2 separate regions of the Homo sapiens genome follow, and region 2 is linked to region 1. A link is a loop called in an ENCODE intact Hi-C map of the cell type or tissue named here. Cell type or tissue: Panc1. All regions are shown on one strand. Links, peaks and the distances in the headings refer to the core of each region. The heading gives the core; the rest is flanking DNA.

What was found. Hi-C counts contacts between places; a loop is a spot of excess contacts. Peaks named below come from ENCODE experiments on the same cell type or tissue, not always from the same donor. Only the 100,000 strongest peaks of a DNase experiment are listed, where the experiment ranks them.
Region 2: it touches region 1 in a loop (8-fold over the local background); 46 of 110 quality-filtered maps call a loop at or near these places.

The regions. Positions count from the first base shown.
Region 1 is chr11:123,021,829-123,024,748 of GRCh38, reverse strand. No RefSeq gene overlaps it. Among named protein-coding and RNA genes, the nearest start is that of SNORD14E, 35 kb to the left of the region's middle. In Panc1, for the core only: a CTCF peak has its summit at 1,435 (motif pointing right); a DNase peak (open chromatin) is centred at 1,475; H3K4me3 peaks cover 980 bases; H3K27ac peaks cover 505 bases.
Region 2 is chr11:122,909,670-122,912,589 of GRCh38, reverse strand. The region is part of intron 3 of JHY (junctional cadherin complex regulator); the gene reads right to left. Among named protein-coding and RNA genes, the nearest start is that of JHY, 28 kb to the right of the region's middle. In Panc1, for the core only: a CTCF peak has its summit at 1,639 (motif pointing left); a DNase peak (open chromatin) is centred at 1,631.

The DNA of each region.
Region 1 (2,920 bases), core at 237-2,736:
CTCCTGTAGTCCCAGCTACTTGGGAGGCTGAGGCAGGAGAATTGCTTGAACTCGGGAGATGGAGGTTGTGGTGAGCTGAGATCTCACCACTACACTCTAGCCTGGGCAAAAGAGAGACTCTGTCTGAAAAAAGAAAAAACAAAAAACAAAAAACAAAAAAAACCTATTATTTTATATTGATACCTCCAGTTCCATTCCAGCTCTCAGGGTTCATTCTATTATTTCCCTTTCTTGTTTTTAATTCCTTTCTCTGACAGTAAAAAATTCGGTGGTTATTATTCACAATGTATTTACTTATTTGTTCAACACTAGATTACACATAAAACAGTTTTAGAATTTCCAACCTACAGCCTTGTGAAAAACAAATTTATTAAATACAGTAAAATTTGTGTGCTCTTTGCGTTTAGAGTACATAGTTAAATAACAGTCCAAAGTTACTTAATTCTTTTTTCTCACCTCTTTTATTGTGGTTATGTTATAAACCTGTAATAAATTGAATGCATTTTTTTTTCTTTTGAGACGGAGTTTCGCTCTTGTTGCCCAGGCTGGAGTGCAATGGCGCGATTTCGGCTCACCGCAACCTCCGCCTCATGGGTTCAAGCGATTCTCCTGCCTCAGCCTCCCGAGTAGCTGGGATTACAAGCATGTACCACCACGCCTAGCTAATTTTGTATTTTCAGTAGAGATGGTGTTTCTCCATGTTCAATGAATATTTTAAAACATAAATAGTATTTGTAAAAATATATTGAAAAACACCATATATATGGAACTGTCTTGCAGACAACTTGAAGGCTTGGAGAAATATCTCCAGGCTAAGTACTCCCAAGCCTGTAGGAGGGTTAGAACCCTCATCTCTTCCTACCTTACTCCTTTCACCGGATGTCCTTATCTGTTTCTGTATCACCTGTTTCCTTAGTCCTGTGGGAAGACATTCTCACAAGTGCTTTAAAAGTCCTGAACTTCACTCTAACCCACCTCCACTGAAGTTTCCATTGGTTTGGCCGCAGGTCAAATAAAGCCTTTTTGTTCCTTTTTTTTTGAGACGGTGTCTCGCTCTGTCGCCCAGGCTGGAGGGCAGTGGCGCGATCTCGGCTCACTGCAACCTCCGCCTCCCAGGTTCAAGCAATTCTCCTGCCTCAGCCTCCCGAGTAGCTGGGACTACAGGCGCACGCCGCCACGCCCAGCTAATTTTTTGTATTTTGTTAGAGACGGGGTTTCACCGTGTTGTCCAGGCTGTTCCCGAACTCCTGAGCTCAGGCAATCCGCCCACCTCGGCCTCCCAAAGTGTTAGGATTACAGGCGTGAGCCACCGCGCCCGGCCTTTTTTGTTACTTTTAATACCACTTTTGTCGCTGGGGAGTTTTCTACGCTATCAGCCCTACCTGGATCAAAGATCTCACTGCAATCCCTTTTCCTTTTCGCTTGTGCTGAAGATGGCCACCAGGTGGCACTTTAGAGTCTCCTTCGGCCCCATTTTGAAAGTCAGCTGCTTGGATTCGGTTGACTTTAGAAAGCAACGTATTCATGAGATGGGAAGAGATATTCTAGTTGCTTTTTAATTTTAGTTAAGAAATTTCCTGCCATTTAGGTCCAAGCAAAATGAAAAAAAGGAAGCACATTTCAGCCTCTGTCCTCTTCTTTGCCTAGGAATCTTGAACTCCTTCCATCTTCCTTTATAAAACTTCTCTCAAGGAAAAACAAACATACATATTTGTTGATAGCCAAAGCGGGTTTATCTAAGAGTGACTGAGCTCCTTGGTCTATCAGCCTCTGCAAAAGAAGCTCAGACAGGACATCAAGAGGCTGGAATCCAGGTAGAAACTCCACCACTGACTCTCAGTACTTCCTTGAGTCATTTAGCTTTTTTGGAGCTTCAGTTTTCTTATGTGTAAAACAAACGGATTGAACTCCATGCTCTCAAACACAAATCCCTCAGATGCCAGGTGGATACCATAAATCTATGAAGAGGCTGAAGAGGGGTTTAGGACAACAGGATCTTGTATCGACTAAACTAGAATTACAAAATGCATGCTCTATGAAATGCATTCAAATTTAAATTTTTAAAAAAAGATTGAAAAGACCAAACAAAATACCTCTGGGCATTGAAAGTGTTCAGAAAGCTCCTAGTGTGCAGTTTGTAGACTGGAGAATCTTTATCACTGAGGTTTCTTTTCTTTTCTTTCTTCTTCCTTCTGTCTCACTCTGCACCCAGGCTGGAGTGCAGTGGTGCAATCTTGGCTCATTGCAGCCTTGATCTTCCAGGCTCAAGGGCTCCTCCTGCCTCAGTCTACCAAGTAGCTGGAACTACAGGCACGAGCCACCATGCCTGGCTAATTTTTGTGTTTGTTTTTTTTTGTTGTTGTTGTGTTGGATTTTCACAGTGTTGTCCAGGCTGGTCTCAAACTCCTGAGCTCAAGCAATCCATACGCCTCAGCCTCCCAAAGTGCTAGGATTACAGTTGTGAGCCACCGTGCACAGCCTCACTCATGCTCTTCTATCTGTTTGAAATATTAGCCACTACCCCTGTTCTCCATCACCTCTGCATAACTAAATCCTAATTTTTTTCTTACAAAACCCACTCAAATGCCACTTACTCAAGGATGTTTCCCTTGATTTGAGTCTTTCTAAATTAAAAGATTTTTTTCTTTCTTCTGAATTCCCCTCCTTTTGGCCCTTATTGCTTTTTTAACTGTATTATTTATGTGCTGGTCATCAGTCTTTCACTACATATTTACTTTTAAGATCCTTGAGAGCAGAGTCCATGTCTAATTAATTTTATGTCTCCAACATCTGGAAAATCAGCCAACAAATATTTATTGAGTACCTAGTTGATTCATGTTTACGTGATTTTAGGCACTCAGCACAAAATTGTGGAGACTTAATAAGTGTTTGCTGAATTAATGGTATTAAATGGCCAGCC
Region 2 (2,920 bases), core at 289-2,788, 110 kb after region 1:
TTGCATTTTTTGGTGGAGACGAGGTTGAGCTAATACGGGCTATGCTGAAGAGCCAGGATTTAATCCATGATTGACTCTCAAATCAGTATTTTGTTTTGGTTTTAGTTTTTCTCCAATATTTCGTTGTTCCCTAGCAAAAATGCTGCTACCAGGGATGGGGCCAACCAAAGCTCTTCCTCTAGATCTTGCATACTTTTCTCTTTCTTATCCATTCGCACCTCCACTTGAATGATACGTCCTCAGAGAGACCTTCCCCAAGCACCTGGCTAGACATCCCAGTTTAACCTTTTTTTTTTTTTTTTTGAGATGGAGTCTCACTCTGTCACCTAGGCTGGAGTGCAGTGGCGAGATCTCGGCTCACTGCAACCTCCGCCTCCCAGGTTCAAGTGATTCTCCTGCCTCAGCCTCTTGAGTAGGTGGGATTACAGGTGCGCACCACGAGGCCCAGCTAAGTTTTGTATTTTTAGTATAGACGGGGTTTCACCATGTTGTCCAGGCTGGTCTCCAACTCCTGACTTCAGGTGATCCGCCCACCCCAGCCTCCCAAAGTGCTGGGATTACAGGCATGAGCCACCATGCCCAACCCCCAGTTTACTTATTAAAGTCATCACTTTATTAAATAAAGGACTTTATTCTCTCTCATTACTTTGTCTCTTTTTTTTTTTTTTTTTTTTTTTTTTTTTTGAGACAGAGTTTCGCTCTTCTTGCCCTGGCTGGAGTGTAATGGCGCAATCTCAGTTCACCATAACCTCCACCTCCCGGGTTCAAGCGTATCTCCTGCCTCAGCCTCCTGAGTAGCTGGGATGACAGTCATGCACCACCACGCTCAGCTAATTTTGTATTTTTAGTAGAGATGGGGTTTCTCCATGTTGGTCAGGCTGGTCTCGAACTTCTGACCTCAGGTGATCTGCCTGCCTTGGCCTCCCAAAGTGCTAGGGTTATAGGAGTGAGCCACCACGCTCAGTCTCATCACTTTCTTAAATACAGTTTATTCAGTCTCTTTTGAGGTATTATCAGTATCTGAAATTATTTTGTTACATGGTTCTTATCTTTGCCGTATGACTGGAATGTAAACTCCTTCAAGATAGGTGCTCTGCCTCTCTTGTTTTCTGTTAATATCCCAGCATTGAGAGGAGTACCTCATATTTAATACATATTTGGTGCTCAATAAATATCTGTTGGCTGACTGACCTGCTGTCTCAGCAACAGCCACAAAGATGTGTTAATTGAAGGTAGGACTGTGAACTGTTTGTGACTTTATATTGTCTTGACTATAGGCCATTCAATAACCATATCACATTTGTAAACTATCTGTAATTTCTTTCCAAGAAATTACAAGGAAAAAGTCAAATAACATGTATAGAGCATTTCTAACTCTTTTCTGAACCCATACTAAATTTCACCTTCATCAGTCTTTAAAGTAACATTAGAATCAAGATAGAAAGGTAGTTGATTTTTCAAAACACAGTTTCCTTTAACGGTGGATTACAAATGGACTCAAAGTGGAATGAGTTTCAGACAAATACTTTAGGCTAGTGAACAAATCATGAATAAAAGTAAGAACTGATTATTCACCAGCAAAGTTACTGCCTGACCGTGATACTTAGGTGCCCTCTAGTGTGTGTTGGTTTTTACATCGGTTCCTCGCTTCACACATCATGTGATTAAGATTTTGTCATGTATTCAAAGGTGATTTTTCCAATGTATGTTAATGTACAATCAGCAGATCTATGCAAAATGGCAAAAAGACTATAGAACAATTGACTTTAAAAATCAATAGTTCTACCCTAAGCCATTAATTACAAGCATAAAATGCAATTTAGGAGGTTAGCAATCAGGGGTGTGAAGTTATAAGGGTTACTACAAAATTTATACTATAAATGTCTCCTCCTATTTTTGTTGCTATTTTTCCATTTTAATTTTTAAAAGATAATACATAAGTATGGTTCAAAATTAAGAGATTTGAAAAGGTACACAGTAAAAAGTTGTGCTCCCGCCCATTCCCCCTCCACCTCTTGCAATTAACTGCTTTTGTAGCCGTCCACAATTTCTTATGCGTGCCATGAAAATACAATATATATTTTTATTCCTTTCCACTGTTTTTTGGTTTTTTTTTTTGGAGACAAGAATCTCACTCTGTCGCCCAGGCTGGAGTGCAGTGGTGCGATCTTGGCTCACGGAAACCCTGCCTCCCGAGCTCAGACAATTCTCATGGGCTTCCCGAGTAGCTGGGATTAGAGGCACCCGTCACGATGCCCGGCTAATTTTTGTATTTTTTAGTAGAGACAGGGTTTCACATGTTGGTCAGGCGGGTCTCAAACTTGTGACCTCAAGTGATCCACCTGCCTTGGCCTCCCAAAGTCCTGGGATTACAGGCATGAGCCACCACACCTGGCCCCTCTCCACTTTTAACATACTGCACCTTGAATTTCTTTCTTAATAAGAAATCCTGGTAAGTTATCCCTCATAGTTCATGGAAAGTGTCCTTATTTTTTTTTTAACAGCTGCAGTGTACTCTACCGTATGGATGTACCATAACTTATTTACTCCCCAAATGACAGATATTTGGGTGGCTTCCAATCTTTTGCTATTACAAATAAGGCTGAAATGAACAATTTTGTACAGATGTGATTTCAAAACTGCACACGAATATCTAGGATAAATTACTAGGTGCAAAATGTGTTGGGTCAAATAAAAATAATGTCAAACACTTTTATACTTATATGTATACCTATATACTTGCTATGGGCCAGTCACTGATCTTAGCACGCTCTATACATTTATTTATTTATTTATTTAATTTATTTTTTTGAGATGGAGTCTTGCTCTGTCACCCAGGCTGGAGTGCAGTGGCGCAATCTTGGCTCACTGCAACCTCTGCCTCCTGGGTTCAAATGATTCTCCTGCCTTGGCCTCCCAA